2 separate regions of the Homo sapiens genome follow, and region 1 is linked to region 2. A link is an interaction called in ENCODE POLR2A ChIA-PET data of the cell type or tissue named here. Cell type or tissue: OCI-LY7. All regions are shown on one strand. Links, peaks and the distances in the headings refer to the core of each region. The heading gives the core; the rest is flanking DNA. Region 1 overlaps CAPRIN1 (cell cycle associated protein 1). Region 2 holds the start of LOC124902659 (a long non-coding RNA gene).

What was found. Peaks named below come from ENCODE experiments on the same cell type or tissue, not always from the same donor. Only the 100,000 strongest peaks of a DNase experiment are listed, where the experiment ranks them.
Region 1: POLR2A ChIA-PET joins it to region 2 with 10 read pairs; 3 of 35 experiments call an interaction of 5 or more read pairs at or near these places.

What each region holds. Positions count from the first base shown.
Region 1 is chr11:34,095,187-34,103,736 of GRCh38, reverse strand. It overlaps CAPRIN1 (cell cycle associated protein 1), which reads right to left. Exons shown (of 19, transcript NM_005898.5): 16 at 7,064-7,258; 17 at 6,441-6,541; 18 at 5,976-6,039; 19 at 1,127-4,434. The coding sequence ends at 4,370. Among named protein-coding and RNA genes, the nearest start is that of NAT10, 6.2 kb to the left of the region's middle. In OCI-LY7, for the core only: no CTCF peak of the experiment used is centred there; no DNase peak of the experiment used is centred there; H3K27ac peaks cover 1,205 bases.
Region 2 is chr11:33,907,756-33,916,305 of GRCh38, reverse strand. LOC105376621 (a long non-coding RNA gene) reads right to left here. Exons shown (of 3, transcript XR_931176.3): 3 at 4,668-5,573. It overlaps LOC124902659 (a long non-coding RNA gene), which reads right to left and starts at 3,209. Exons shown (of 2, transcript XR_007062648.1): 1 at 3,171-3,209; 2 at 2,183-2,392. In OCI-LY7, for the core only: no CTCF peak of the experiment used is centred there; no DNase peak of the experiment used is centred there.

The sequences.
Region 1 (8,550 bases), core at 387-8,386, 190 kb before region 2:
TGTGAGACGAAGTCTCGCTCTGTCGCCCAGGCTGGAATGCAGTGGCGCGATCTCTGCTCACTGCAACCTTCACTTCCCGGGTTCAAGCGATTCTTCTGCCTCAGCCTCTCAAATAGCTGAGACTACAGGCGCATGCCACAACGCCTGGCTACTTTTTTATTTTTAATAGAGACGGGATTTCACCATATTGGCCAGGCTGGTCTCAAACTCCTGACCTCGTGATCCACCCGCCTCGGCCTCCCAAAGTGCTGGGATTACAGGCACAAGCCACCACACCCGGCCCAACACACAGCTTTAAAACCTTCAATAGTTTGCAACTGTTCTTAAGAGACAAAACATGGGATGCAACTATTATGCCGTCCATAGTAGCCTTTACCTGTTTCTCTAACCTGTAACTCTGCTAGTCCTTTCTCTTTCCACTTGATCCTGATAACTTTCTCAGTCACTGGTGATCAGATGTTTAGGTATGTTCTTCTCTCCCTTTCTTTGACTAGTCTGCTACTCCTCATCCTTCAAATCTAGCTCAATTACCCCTTTCAGTTAAGTCTCCCCTGATCATTTTAACTAGGGTATACACTCAGTCATGGCTTTAATATCTGCCATCAACCACATTGCTCCATCATGGCATCTGCTACACTTTGGTGTCATCAGTCTTTGATTAGACAGTTCAATGAAAGCAGAAACCACAGTAATTTTTGTCACCACTAAATGCCTAGTGCTTGGCATGATGCTGGGCAAAGGATACCCTAATTTGCTGAATAAAGCCTTAGTTTAGTTGCTTAATACAGTGTGTCTCCCTATTAAACACAGTACTTAAAATTGGTATTTCCAAATAAGCATTAATACACAAATGCCTTTGCTAGATGATCAGGAACAAACTGCTGATCTTCCACTGCCTCTACTCAAAACAGCCGTACTGCTTATGTAACTGGATTAAGCTTCAGAACAGCTTGTTAAAAGTAGGATATTAGTAGCAGAAGCTGAGAAGTGTATTAGATGAGGCTATCAGATTGCTTTTATAAACCTTTTCCTCTCTTCACACCAGTAGCACTTCTTCACCTACAGCTTTTGCTGGATGGTTTTTAACAACTTAAGCAGACTGCGTTCAAGGACAGTGAGAAAACCAGACTTTCATATTATTTAATCTAGTGTAATTTTAAACATTCACTAGTCTTTTGCAGTATTTTTGTAGGATTCAAAATGGAAAAAGGTATGAAGATGAGCCTTAACAATTTACTTTCGTTTTCCTGAGGGGTCTTCCTCCCCGTTAACTCCATAAAAAGGACAAGATCAAGGGCAATACTGATTCTGTGAAATCTAACTTATAATCAACTAAAATTTAGAATGCTTAAAAACAACCCAAGTGGAATGCAGATTCAGGAGCTTAAACATAAAATGAAGGGTTTGAATTCGGCACTTATCTGCATTCCACTTCCTCTAGTTATATGACGGAAAATATAATGAACAAATGTCCTAAAACACTTAGGAAGCTGACTGCTCAACTAGTTGTTAACTCATCACCTCAGTTAATGAACCTTCTGAGAATAAGCACACATTCTATGTCTCCTTTAAGTGGAAAAGTCTCCCACGTAAGAGCTGCATATAAAAGGAGACAAAAGAACTGTAGAAGCTAACTGATTAGAAATACTTAAAGGATATTTGTTTTAATATCAAGGTACAATGATTGAAAAAAAACTTTTCCATATTTTTTAGGAATTATTAGGATCTGGAAATAAAACTGCCCTAATCAAGGTAATCAATAACATTCTACCTTTTTAAGTTTTAAAAAAGAAGTTTCATATCCACATGAGATGATTTATATTATGCATATACAAAAGTATTTTGTATGTGAGCTTGCTACACCAAGAGGCTACAGTGACATGTGTGACAATCATTTCCTTGAAACTCTGCTAAAATATGCATTTGACCAAACAAAAGGCCTTCTGCAGCTAGGACAAGCAATCACATATTATACAGAATGCTTAGAACCAAGATTCAGATCTTAATGAGACTTATTGAAAAGTTCTCTGCCCCATAATGAGGCACCCCTTTAAAAATATGGTCTGAGTAGAGACATAAAAGATATACATTTAAACTGTGATGGTAAAATAACCAAAAAAAGAAAAATTATAGTTCAAAAAAAGGAACAATTCTTTGAAAAAACATACATAGAAACAGTCAAACTATGAACACCTTTACACATTCACAACATCTGCACTAATGCATAGAAGTTCAAAACCTAGAAGGCATTTTCTCCCCCATCCCTTCTCTGAAACTGATTCAGAGGTCACTGTGTGAAGAACTTACTTCAGTCCTGATTGTAAATGTCATGAAATTATTTTCTACACAGATAGCAAATTTAGTTTTATATAGGACTGCAAGCATACATCATCTAGGGATTACCCAGTAAACCACAAATATTTTATCCATTCCCCTAAGATACAGGTAACATATGGTTGTGGTACATCCCAGGCAGATGTCATTTAAAGCACGCAAGGGGAGGTGCTAGCAAAAAAATACTCATTTGCCAAAGTAACAGGTTAACCCTTCCAATATGATGTACCACAACCACACATGAGAAAAGTCAAGAACTTATTTTATTTTATTTTAAAATAAACATTGAAGATCCCCCATTTCCCACCACCCTACAAAACTTTTGAATGTGGAATGTTCAACAGCCTATCCATTTTGGTAGGTTACAAAACCAGCAAAAACTCCAGTTGTCTAATGATGAATGTTTGAGAATAGTTTTGTTTTTAAATAGCTGAGCACCTACTGGAAGAATTCCTGGGCTAAATGCTGAAAATAAAATTTAATTTCTGCACAGAAAATACCATTAACTTAGTAGCCTTTGCTTAAAGGTGGGATTAATTCTCCATGAAGTCAGAATGAGACAATAAGCAGCATTAACTTCCTAGGCACACAGAACTAGTGCTCAAACTGCTAGCACAAATTCCAACAGAGTACATAAGGCTAAGTCACTACTCAAGTGTCCATTTCCATCAAATTTAGAGACTCTCCCTATGCATCTAAGGGAAGGAATTATCACTGAATATAAATGCCTCCAGGAGAAACGGAGAATTCAGTTAAGGTTAAATTAGACAAAAGATAATAAGTGCAAGTACTAGAGAAATGTTGCTGGAGATAAACCATAAAATTTGTGACACTAACGTGGCATGGGGTGAATCACATAAGCTGCTAGCTGTTGAACACCAGTGTTTCAAGATACAACTTTTATAAACGTTTTATTTGTTTTGCTTATACCATCAGAACTGAAACTACTGTCCGTGATTTCCCTGAAACAGGGAAATCAATCTAAAACACATACTGGTGCCTTTCAAAAGATAGCAATTGAAAAGGGTGGTAGCAGCAGGCATTTGGTATCTTTTCCTTTTAAAAAAAAGCTTTCAAGCTGAAGGAAAAACATGTGACCGAGAGTGTTATGATTATCCACTAGAGATTTTCATCAGTACCTGTACCAATTTAGGTGACAATACAGCAAAATCCAAGGATTAGTGACAGACAATGTACATGTCATAAGGAATGATAGATAGTACCAATCCTTACAAAAGTCATTGTCTCAAAGAAACTGTTAAGTGTTCAAAAAGGTATCTAAATATTTCACATTAAGTACAGAAGCGGCCATCCGGATTACATCCCATATTTGTTGCATATTTTTCAAAAAGTGCCAATCAAAGCCTAATTTTGCATCTTGGCTTTGTCTTATACAGTATCAGCTGTTAAAAAGCATTTTACATGTGTTTTTAACCACAGTTGTTTGGCCAGATGAACAGTGCTGTGTCAAAGCTGGTAGCCAGCCTTATATGTGTGATTAGGACCCATGCATAATTTGGTATGCATCTGAACGTTCAGTGCTCCAATTTAACTGGAAAAGCTGTGAAATGCAGTTGTTCTGCCAAACCACACTCCACTCCTTTCATCTTCCTTTCTAGGGAAATAATTTAGTTTGTCAGTTATCATTGAATAACTCGAGGGCTGATTTGTAGATTTTATCCAATGTCATAAAAGTCAATCTTGCCTTTTTCAAGCCACTTCAAATAACTATGGAGATTATTATCACCCTGTAAAGTATATTGTTTTACTCCTAAGCAAGGGTGAGGAATCTGAGTATCATGTGCAAGGCTCAAGATGACGCTTAGGACAGAACATGCAGAGTAAAAATAGTTTCCTTCCATATCCAGGTAATAGAAAGCTGACAATTGTAGTCCTGTCTTTATGGGATGAAAACAGTCCCTTTACAATAAGTTTCCTGAAAGGGAGAACAAATAGATAATAACTCTTCTGGTAACATATTATGGTACACTGGCCAGTGTGTTTTTGGCGATTAAACATAATCCTGTGAATCAGATTAATTCACTTGCTGAGTGTTCATTTGCGGCATCCCTCTGTTGGGTCTTGGGGGCCCTCCACGACCTAGAAGACAAAAATGGCATTTGATTTTTCTTTCAAATATTATTTGTTTTGCCTTCAAGCAGATTTTCATCTGAAGTCAAGAAGCATGTGGGCAGCCTGTCACCACATTATTAGGCTTAAGAGGTCAATTCTTCAGTGTTCAAGTTTCCCCTGTCCTGGAAGTTGTCATGCGCAAATTTGCTCATGTTCTCTTAGCTAAAAGAAGAGTAAAGCTAATGGAGTATTCCACCAGTACTCATTCATTCATTCATTCAACAAATATTTATTGAGTGCCTACTATGTGCCAGGCACCATCATCAAGCGTTGGGAATAGATACAGCAGAGAAGACAGACAAGGTACCTGCTCTCATGGAGCTTACATTCTAGTGTACACTCTAGCTTACATTTCAGTAGTAAGTAACATCATACTATCAAAATTAATAAAAGCACCAGAATGAAAACAGACCTTATTACCTAAACTGTTAAAAAGAAACTACATAACATTCAAAACTGTATAATGACTTTTAACAGATAAAATAACTTTTTACATGCTGTTAAAACAGATTTTTAGCTATCAGTTAACTCAACTTTCATCGAATATGCTACAAGGTGGGAAAGAACATAACCCACATTCACATGCAAACATCCTTTGATACTTCTAGTCAAGTCAGTAATTCCCAAGTGATCCATTAATTTTTAGAAAAATGTACCTTTTTCCTGGCCAGTTTCTACTAGTATTCAAATCAAAGTACGTTGTAATTCCTCCTTAACACACATTTTATACATGTTATGGCCAATAGAGGAAACCTGTTTGATGTTTAACCTCCCTCAAATCAGAGAACCATTTAGAATTTCAGACTACATGAAATGCTAGCTCTAATTGTTAAATAGGTTAACTTCCTGCCAAAATGGGAAGTAGTTTTCCAACAGTAAAAGAAAAACAAAAAACTCTCTAAACCTGTAATTTTTTTTAAGTATAGCTCAATAAGTTAGGAATTTGGGAGTTTTGTTTAAAAGTCAGAAATAACTTGATATTTATATCACTAATAGAGGTCCAAAAGGCATTGCAAATTCCATTAGTTCTATCACTTCTAAATGGTTCTCTAAATGTTAACTATGGCTTATCCGGCCATTAAAGGGTGTCTGGCCCTAAAATATAATAGGCATGTTTCAAAAAAATGAAAGAGGAATAATAAATTTATATAAATGTTCAATCTCATTCCAAAAATGTCTTACAAAAATGTTTCAGTAAGTACTTCCTAAAAACATTTAGCAGGTTTTAGGACCTGAAAAATAATTTTCAGTTGGAAAAACACTTTTTCTGAGAAGAGAATATGTTCTAGTTTTCAAGACAGTTTATATAGTAACAGGGAAAATTAAATCATTCAAAAATTAAAATTTGGGTCCAAGATTAAGTTTTAGAAACAGAGCATTTCATTTAATCCCTAGCAACAAGTCTGGAAAGGATAAATGTATTCCTAACATGCAGACTATTAACAGCTCTTCCAAGGCCAGAACAGAAGCTCCACTTAGGAGCTAGGATCACCACCACAAAATATTACCTCGTGGGGCTCCCCGTGGTCCACTCTGCCCAGAGCCTCGCTTGAAATTCTGCTGATATCCATCCTAAAAGACAAGCTAGTTAGTATTGAAAAGGTACTTTTTAAAAAATGCTTACCCATCTATTCTTTCAGTCTAACACTCAATACAGAATTCTTCCTTAATCTTTTAGACACTTCAGTATCAGTTTATCACAGCTACACCTTGTTCTGTAATTGTTGTACTTCTACTATTCTCAAAGAACATTCAGTGAAATATATTTCTCTGCTCTTGGAAATCACTGTCTTTAACAGGCTTTACTAAAGGAGTACTGATGTTGAGTGCTAAAAGCTTTTGTTTCAACAGAGTGTCTTGGACACCACAAAGTTAACGCCAAATTAGTTACTTAGGTTCATTAAGCAACAACACTAAGTCACTTTCATTGGTATATTTAGTTCAGGTTTACACTTTAGAACTACTTTACCTACCCGTTGATAGCCAGAGTAATCCCGGGGAGCACTGAACTGAGACTGTGTATAACCACTGTTTGGAGTGTTAGAGAATGAAGGGCGGTAACCATCATATCCTCCTAAAATTTAGGACAAGAAAAGAAATAATTTTCTTATCTTCACAAGGAATTTTTACTTTTTTATTAATGAAGACGGGAAGAACTAGAAATTATAAGCCAGGCTAGTTAATCAAATTAATCTCCAATTTCCTATCTTGATCCAATCTGTTTATAAATTTCTGTAAGTACTAACTGCCCCTCAGAAGATAAACTTTTAACCCATCTATGCATGTAAACACACATCTGTACAAATATAATAAACAATCCCCGTAAGTTTTGGTAATGTGGAAAATACTTATCCTCCAGGAGATAGTGGTAGACATTAATTTGACATAACCAAATGAACAAAAATTCCATGATCTGTTATTTAAATAACAAATTATACCAAATACACAAATTGTACCAAAATATACATTGTTTAAATTGCACATAGGAGGCTAATGCAGATACATCCTTCCCAAAAACTGTGTGATATATTTTACAAATCAAAAAATAATTTGAACTAGTAAAAGGTCATTAGAACCTCCTTTTTTATTTTTTTACCTCTGAATCCATTGGCAGGGCCCCGGTATCCATTCATCAAGCCTCTAGCACCACGGGAGCCTCCACGAGACACACCACGACTATTGTAATAGGGCTGATTGCTACGTGGAAATCCAGTGTTCTGCTGAGGAGGCTGCTGGTGGTTACCAGTCACTTGATGGGACTGGTCTGGGGAACCATGGTAAGTGCCAACCACTATAATTTAAAAAAGAAAAAGATATATACATAAACAGCTCATTACCGTTTGTTCTCCCACGCACTTTCTAGTTTAAGAAGTGTCTTATACAGTCTCCTTAAAGTTTAATCCTTAAATTTGCATACAATGATAAGAAAAACTACACATGAATAAAGTCTCTTACCTTTCTCCTACCCTTAGACTCAGCTATTGGGGGTAAAATTCTCCAACCACAATTCCAAACCTTTGAAAGCAGGGTGCATGATTGATCCTTCCAAACAAATTATTTGAAAGGCTATATTAACGTCTTCTGAAAGGCATCTACTTTTTAGCACAAGAGACCCAAAATAACTCAAAAGATTTACTCTTAGTACATTACCATTTTGTACCATTTAATTACTTCTTTTCATTATAAAGCTCCTTAGTGGTAGAAGTTTTCTTATTCTTTTAAATATCCTTTTTTTTACTTAGTAAAACATACAAAACCACTCTCTCATATTTAAGCAGCTAGATGGTAGAATATGTCATCAACTACATAGTTTAATCAGCAGAGGCCTTCGACTTGTAGCCCTTAATGCCAAATTCCATTTCAAAGTATTTAAAATGGCAAGTATAGCCAATTTAGAAAACAATCACATGGTACTCACATTGGCACTCAACCCACTTGAAGGTTCTAGACTAAGGTACACACTAACATATATACAAGCTCCATCCACAATGGACAGAGTTCTAGAATCTAGAAATTTTCAAAAATTCAATACTACAGAACAATGTTTATAATTCAAAGAGGAGAAAAAAATAGGGTGCTAAAAGTACCTTTGGGAGGTGAGGAAGGCAACAGAACAAAGGAAGGCCCACACACTAACAACAAGGGTCAGAAGCTGCTGGCCAACCCAAATCTCCCCTTTTGGGGCAGAGAGAAAAGCAGCTGTATGACTCTTGAAAATCTTTACTTGACCTATTTTACACCCTTAAGAAACTCCAAATACATTAATAGTTGTTAGAATCCTATTTTACGATGAAAGCACTAGGGAATACCTAGAGAAAAAGAGAGAGCCACTGCTCCTCTTGAATTACTTAGTAAACCAACTACATCGGTGTCATCTTTTTACATAGATTGCCTTTTATTATATTCCCAAAATTTAAAATTGTAAGTGAATGACAAATACACATAACATTTTCCTTGTAAAATGGTTCATGTGTATCCATGTACAAAGTAGCCAAAAGAACTGAATTTTAGAATCATTTTATCAATAACAGCTTTTAATCTTGATCAAATCTCACTGTAAGAAATTCATAGCCAGGCTGGGTG
Region 2 (8,550 bases), core at 415-8,414:
TGTTTTCTGCAATCCAAAACCCCCCAACTCACACAGGGTTCGATATCTAATGTCAGTGTTTTTTTCTTAGAAGCTTTTAATCCTAAAAGACAGATCTTTCCTTCCTGGCCCAGCCTCCTCCAACCCCAGGACCTAAGTCCTTTCTCTTCCATTTCCTTCCAGAGCTTCCTGAGCCAGGGCGGAAAAGGGCTCTTGTCAATGTGCTAAGCTTTACCTTGAGGGATGAGTGAAGACACCCTTTAAATTACCTATAAAACTCTTTGATTCACTCAGCATAGGTTGCCATGGGCAATTTGCTAAGCTTATTGATCATTTTCTGTTTAAATTAAAGTTTGATGTCCCGGAACAGGCTGTGCAGTGCATGGAGTTAATGGAAAAGGTTGAGATCCAGGGGAGAGACACTCACTGTGGAAATGGAGGGTATTCAAGGGGAAAACAGGGAGTCTATGAAGAGGAGATTGTCAGCACCAAGTTGTGGTAAATATGATGGCGATAAAAAAGATAGAGAATGGGATTCTTTTATGGAGAAGGGCAGCTTCCCAGACATTTAAAGCCTCAGGGAGACAGTGGAAAAAAATGTATTCATTCCACAAATATTTGTTGAATGCCTATTATATGTCAGACACTGTGCTGGGCGCTGGGGAACAATAATGAAGGCACCATCGTTGAGTCTCAGCTCTAAATCAGTGGTTCTCAAAGTGTAGTCCCTGGTGCCGCTGAATCCCCATTGCCTGGGGCGGATGTTCAGGCCCCACCCCAGACCTACTGAATCAAACTCTGGAAGAGAGGCTCAGTCCCTTCCAGAGGAACCTGGTGCATGCTATAGTTTGAGAACCACTGCTCTAGATCTTAAGCCTCTGAGGAGTAAACCCAGGCTCCTGAGAACCAGGAGCTCAGCTTGAGTCAGTGTCATTATCACAAACATCTGTTGAGCATTTATCATTGCCAGGTATTATGCTAAGCATGACATGGGTTCTTTCTTTCTTTCTTTTTTTTTTTTTTTTGGTGACAGAGTCTTACTCTGTTGCCCAGGCTGGAGTGCAGTGGCATGATCTCGGCTCACTGCAACCTCCACTTCCCACGTTCAAGTGATTCTCCTGCCTCAGCCTCCCAGGTGGCTAGGATTACAAGCGCCCACCATGACGCCCAGCTAATTTTTTGTATTTTTGGTAGAGACAGGGGTTTCACCATGTTGGCCAGGCTGGTCTCAAATTCCAGACCTCAGGTGATCTGCCCGCCTCAGCCTCCCAAAGTGCTGGGATTACAGGCGAGAGTCACCGCACCCGGCCCAACATGGGTTATTTCATTGCATCCTTACAACAAGCTTTCAGATGGAGGATGAAATGGAGGCACGCTGGAAGCAGGCAGGGTAGGTAGAATTCAAACACAAGAGTTTAAATGTTCTGTCTACCGTCTCCCAAACACCAACCTCCCACAAGTTCTGTGACTCTTTCTGCCCTGGTTAAAGCTGACCTTCAGATTGACACAGAAACATGGTTTCCCCCAGATGAGCTATATTGTGAGGCTGGATTTATTTATTTATTTATTGAGACAGGGTCTCATTCCTGTTGCCCAGGCTGGAGTGCAGTGGCGCAATCACAGCTTACTGTAACCTTGACTTCCCCAGGTTCAGGTGATCCTCCCACCTGAGCCTCCTGAGTGGCTGGGACTTGACAGGTATTTGCCACCCCACCTGGCTTATTTTTTATATTTTTTGTAGAGACAGGGTTTTGCCAAGTTGCCTAGGCTGGTCTTGAACTCCTGGGCTCAGGTGATCCACCCATATTGGCCTCCCAAAGTGCTAGGATAACAGATGTGAGCCACTGTGCCTGGCAAGGTTGGGCTTTAGGTGCTTGAGGAAGAAGAGGAAGTAAAAGGGCAGGAAGTGTAGAATAGACTAGGAAGGAGACAGAGGAAATGTTGGCAGTGAGAAGGCAGGCCAACAGTTCCACCTGCCCAGTTATCTTCATCTTTATGGGAAGCTAGAATTCAAAATCACCATACACTGATTAGGTATGGAAAAATCTCATCAATTCAGTGAAAAAGGGTTTTCACATCCTAATGCCTAAATGTCAAGCCCTTTAAATCTTCCACTTGCAGTGTGTATCAGTTTTGTATTGCTGCAGTAACAAAATCAGTATTCATTTGCCATGGCTGTTGTAACAAATTACCGTAAACTTAGTGGCTTAAAACGTTAAGTTTTATTCTCTTATAGTTCTGGAGGTCAGAAGTCTAAAATTAAGGTGTTGGCAGCACTGCATTTCTTCTGAAGACTTCAGGGGAAAATCTATCTCCTTCTGTTTTCCAGCTTGCATTTTCCAGAGGCTTCTTGCATTCCTTGGCTTGTGGCCCATTCTTCCATCTTTAAAGCCAGCAGCTTCTTCTCTCCTATCTGACATATGCTTCTGTTCTTACAGCTTTCTCTACTCATAGACTTCCGTCTCCCTCTTATAGGGACCCTTGTGATTACATTGGACCCAACTAAATGCTCCAGGAGAAACTTCCCATCTCCAGATCTTAATTTAATCACACCACCAAGGTTGTTTTGCATCTAAGGTAACAAATGTATAGCTTCTGGGGATTAGCAGGTAAACTTTTTTTTTTTTTTTTTGAGACGGAGTCTTGCTCTGTCGCCCAGGCTGGAGTGCAGTGGCACGATCTCGGCTCACTGCAAGCTCCGCCTCCCGGGTTCACACAATTCTTCTGCCTCAGCCTCCCGAGTAGCTGGGACTACAGGTGCCTGCCACCTCGCCCAGCTAATTTTTTTGAATTTTTTAGTAGAGACAGGGTTTCACCGTGTTAGCCAGGATGGTCTCGATCTCCTGACCTCGTGATCCACCCGCCTTGGCCTCCCAAAGTGCTGGGATTACAGGCGTGAGCCACCGCACCCAGCCACAGGTAAACATCTTTGGGAAGGGTAGCACTATTCTGTTTGTCATACTCTTCTGTCCTTAGGAAAGTCATTTTTCTTTTGGAAAGCTTCCATTTCTCAAAAAAAAAAAAAAAAAAGGTTGGGGGGATTAGAATACTTCTTGGTCCTAATCTTATAGGAATATGTACATCATTTCAATTACAGATGTAAACATTATTGTTGCCTCAGTGTCCTCATCTGACAAATGGGATAAGAATGGTGTTTCTTCCTCATTCGGTTAAAAATCTGTATTGCTTACCTACTCTGTGCAATGTTGTGTTCATGTTCCATTGGAAAGGCCCCGACACAGTGCTACAGAAAAAAAAAAAACACTCAGCAAAAGGTAGCTGTATAAGTTAGATGTTATAGTCTTAACTATGTGTCAGCAACAGACAGAGATGAGGCCAATTCTCTTGAGTAACCAACCATCTGATGACTCATATCATCATGCAATGTTTGGAAGAGCAGCAATAAGCTCAGGTTTCAAGATGCTTCGGTGATCATGAACTTGAGGGCCTGTCCACTGAGCTGAGGTGTCAAAATGAGCCTCAGTATTTCCCGTGGTAGGTGACAGGCTGAGGGCTGTTACCACCAGAGGCTGTTGCTGCCATTCGCCTGGAACCACGTTTGTTGATGATCAGGGGAACAAAAAGCAGCAGCCGTGTCCACCAGAAGAGAGACATTAAGGTTGATTAAGTGAGTGGGCCAATTAGCGTCTGGCTTCATGCAGTGTGGAGTTAATTAGCCTCTACAAAACAACAACAGCTGCCTTGATGGTAGGGCAGGAGGCCCAGCAGAGAGGAGCCAGGGGAAGAGAAGTGAGAGACCTAGTGCTTAATAACTTGGCTGCAGTGGGCCCTGCCCCACTAAAATGTAGAACAAAGCCCAGGGCAAACTTGCTTGCCTGCTTCCGGACCGTGCATGGGGTGGAGAGCCACAGTCTCCGCCCGTTAGGGAGAGGCCAAACTCAGACCTCAGACTTACATTTCTTTTTGAGACTAAGTCTAGCACAGCTTAGTTTGCATTCTAACAAAAATCGCTGCTCTACACGTCATCTTGATCCTTAACTCCCTAATTCACAGTTTCCTAATGTTGATATTTTTTCCTTATTACAAAAGTAATACATACTTATTGGGCGGCATTTGGAAAGTACAGAAAAATACCTAGAAAAAATAATCCCTTGATCTTGAAATAGATTCTTTCATTCATTAATCATTTATTGTTTACCTACTAAATACCACTGCTGTTCAAGGTGTTCAGAAAAAGCATATATCAGTTTAGTTTTTTCTCCATGCAAATATATATGCTGTTTTACAAATTGAACTCACTGTGCATGATCTTTAATTATCCCCTTTTTAGCAATGCGTCACCATTTTTCCTATCCTGTTTTAAAATGTTTTTTTAACTACTTAGCCTCTGTGGTTCCGCTAATTACACATCATTGTATTGCGCATTTACTTATGCCTTCTGCCTCCTCTTCTAACAAAGTTCTTCAGGGTAGAGACAATACCTTTTTACCACTATATCCCCCATAGCTCAGAGCCTAGATCAAAGCCGAGCATGTGGTGGGCACTCATTAAAAATGCGATAAATGAGTAAGTAAATGAGTGAACGAATTTAGCCAGTCCTTTCTTGTGGGCCACTAAGGTTGTTTCCACTTCTTTACCATTGACAAAAGCTGTTGTACCAATTAAGACTGGGTTCAAATACAAGTGACAGAAACTCCTCCAAAGCAGTGGCTTAGACAAGATAGAAGTTTCTTTTCTTTTCTTTTCTTTTTTTTTAACAAAAGCCAGGAAATTAAGGCCAGGTGCCATGGTTCATGCATATAATCCCAGCCCTTTGGGAGGCTGAGGCAGGAGGATTGCTTGCGTCCAGCCTGGGCAACATAGTGAGACCTTGTCTCTACAAAAAAAAATTATTTGGGCATGGTGGTGCACGCCTGTAGTCCCAGCTCCTTGGGAGGCTGAGGTTGGAGGATTGCTTGAAGCTGGGAAGTTGAAGCTGCAGTGAGCTGAGATCGCGCCACTGCACTCAGACCTTGGTGACAGAGTGAGACCCTGTCTTGAAAAAAAAAAAAAGGCAGAAAATTAGTCCAGAACTTGTATGATGCTTTGCTATTCATTGGTATGGAAGCTAAAGCTTCCAAGCAACACAGAAGGGAAAGGAGAAGGACATGGACCTTTCCTAGAAGTTCCAGATACCACTTCTGCTTGCATTCTTATTAATGAGGATTTAGTCACATGACTGTATTAACTGCAAGGGAGTCTGGGAAATGTGGTCTTAATTATGCAGCTAATACCCAGAGCTACTGTAAATTAGGAAGAAGGGGAAGAAAACTGGGGGATCATAGCTGGCATGGCTCTTTGACCCCTGGGTTGACCCCAACCTCTAGCTAGTCCTTCTGTAATGCAACCCTTAGTTTCTCTAGATGTGGGGGTCTGGATATCTGTCAGGTCAGCCTGGCTTATTGGCTTCAGGCCTGGGACCAGTGTACTGGAAGGGTTTTAGTGCCTTCATCTCCCTGATGTAAACTTCATCTTGCCAGTTGACTTAGTCATCACCAAAGATTGACTCAATAAAGATGCCGCATTTCCCAGAGGATGGTTTTCTAATTAGTGTGAAGAGAAAGTTCCAGCTGTGAGGACAGGAATCCGAGTTTCTGAAATGCAATGATTATTAGTAACAATCAATCAACCAGCTTCACAGGACAATGGAGAAAAAGCCAGCTCTCAAGGATGCTATGTGGAGCAAGGATGATGGCTGCCTGGAACAGGAGGCAGTGTGGCTCAATTGCAATGTGGCCAAGCCCCTGAGACAGAGAGAGACTTTGTAACAAGGTTTTACTGCCTGCAGGAAAAATCCTGCCAAAATGCATTCGGGAACGTGCTGGGAGACATGTATTCATTATTATGCCCCTAGCAGCTATCGCAGGAAACCATCTGGGCTCAGTTGGCCTATAAATTTGCAACTTGCAGTTGGGTGGGCTACAGGGAATTGGCCAAGCAGGAAGTCAAGGTGTGAAGTGGATCTGGCAGGTTCTATACACAGGGCTAGCTCAGAAAGTTGCCACTACTCGCAGTTATTTTTCCTTTTAATTTTTTATTGTGAAAAAATCACACATAGAGAAAAGTGCATAAAACATAAATGTACACTTTAACAAATTATCATAAAGTGAATACAGATGCTATAATCACCCGGGTCAAGAAATAGGACATTGTCAGCTCACTAGAAGCGTCCTATGTGCCCATTTAAACACAACACCCCTTTTCCTCCCAAAGATCACAATCCTGATTTTAAGTATAACTTCCTTGCCTCATTTGACCGTTTTGCCATTTAAGTGCTCACTCCAAAACAATAGTGTCTATTTTTGAACTTTATATTGTTGTACAGAATCATAGAGTTCATATTCTTTTGTGTCTGGATGTATTTGTTTATTGATTTATTGATTTTTTTAAGAGACAGGGTCTTGCTCTATTGCCCAGGCTGGAGTGCAGTAGTGTGACCATAGCTCCCTGCAACCTTGAAATCCTGGGCTCAAGTGATCTTCCTACCTCAGTCTCCTGAGGAGCTGGGACTCCAGGTGTGTGCCACCACATCTGGCTATTTTTAAATTTTTTTTGTAGAGATAGGGTCTTGCTGTGTTGCCCTAGGCTGGACTTGGACTTCTGGCCTCAAGTGATCCTCCTGCCTCAGCCTCCTGATGGATTTTCCTTTGTGCTCAACATTCTTTAAAAGGTTTATCCATATTGCATAATATGAGCATAAAGCCTACTTTGTGTATTTTCATTACTGAATATTATTTGGTTTACCTATTTTACTGCTTTTAGACATTTTACTGTTCCTGGACATTTGGGTTGTTTTCAGTCCGGGTTTATCACAAATAATGCTGCTAGGAACATTGTTGTACATACAGGCTTTTGCACATATGTGTGTTTGAGAACCACATCTGTAATTCTCAAACTTCAGTGTGCATAAAAATAGCTGGTGAGCTTGCAAAGATAGAGATTCCTATTTTTTTTTTTTTCCCTAGTAATCCTGATTGAGTAAGTCTAGGGTGGGGCCCCTAAGTTTTCATTTCCAACAAATTGTTACTGAGCTACTGAACCCTGGACCACGCCTTGAGTAACGTTACAGAGCAGGGGTTGGCAAACTACCTCCCATAACCCAGAATGGGCCCACTACCTCTTTTGTACAGTCCATGCACTAAACATGATTTTTACATTTTTTAATGGTTGGAAAAATCCAAAGAAGGTACATTATATGAAATTAATTATATAAAATTCAGGGCTGGGCACAGTGGTTCACACCTGTAATCCCAGCACTTTGGGAGGCTGAGAGGGGAGGATCACTTTAGTCCAAGAGTTCAAAACTAGCCTGGGCAACATAATAAGACACCCATCTCTACAAAAAGATGTTTTTAAAAAGTAGCTGGGTGTGGTGGTGTGTGCCTGTAGTGCCAGCTACTCAGGAGGCTGAGGTGGGAGGATCACTTGAGGCCAGGAGGTCAAGGCTACAGTGAGCCGTGCTTGCGCCACTGCACCCCAGCCTGGATGACAGAGTGAGACCCTGTCTCAAAATAACAATAAAAATTTAAAAAATCTCAAATTTTGGTGTCCATAAATAAAGTTCTAGTGCACACAGCCACGCCAGTTTCTTTCTGCATTGTCTGTGGCCACTTTCCTGCTCAGCAGAGCTGAGTAGTTGCAACAGAGACCACATAGCCTGCAAAGCCTAAAATATTGACTTTTTAATCTTTTACAGAAAAAGTTTTCTAATGCTTGATTTAGAATATATGCTTTTGAGTTGGGATTACTGTATAATAGGATAGGCATTTCTAACGGTTTTAGTAGATAACATCAGTTCTTCAAAGTGGCTGTGCCACTCTGCATTCCCATTGGCAGTGAATGAAAGTTCCTATTGCTTCATGTTCTTACCAACACTTGGTTTTGTCAGATTTTAGACCGGGTGTGGTGGCTTATGCCTGTAATCCCAGCACTTTATTTATTTTTATTTTATTATTATTATTAATGTTATTTATTTATTTATTTATTTATTTTGAGATGGAGTTATGCTCTTGTTGCCCAGGCTGGAGTGCAATGGCATGATCTTGGCTCACTGCAACCTCCACCTCCCAGATTCAAGTGATTCTCCTGCCTCAGCCTCCCGAGTAGCTAGGATTACAGGCACGTGCCACCGTGCCCAGCTAATTTTGTATTTTTAGTACAGATAGGGTTTCACCATGTTGGCCAGGCTGGTCTCAAACTCCTGACCTCAGGTGATCCATCTGCCTCAGCCTCCCAAAGTGCTGGGATTACAGGCTTGAGCCAGCATTATTTATAATAAGGGACATTGAAAACAAATGTCAGGCAATAGAGGAATGGATAAGAAAATTATGGTTATGTTCGGATGATAAGATACAGTACAGTTATGAAAAGAAAAATTACAGCAATATGAATCAATGATTTTAATACAATTTTAAGTGAAAAAGAATGGAGTGCAATGCTACAGAAAAAAATTATATATGTGGGAAAAAATAGATTCATTGGAAAAAAGTACCGGAAGGAATATATTGTAATGGTAACAGTTGTTACGAATATAGGTGATTTTTTCTTTTCTTCGGTTTTCCAAACTTTCAG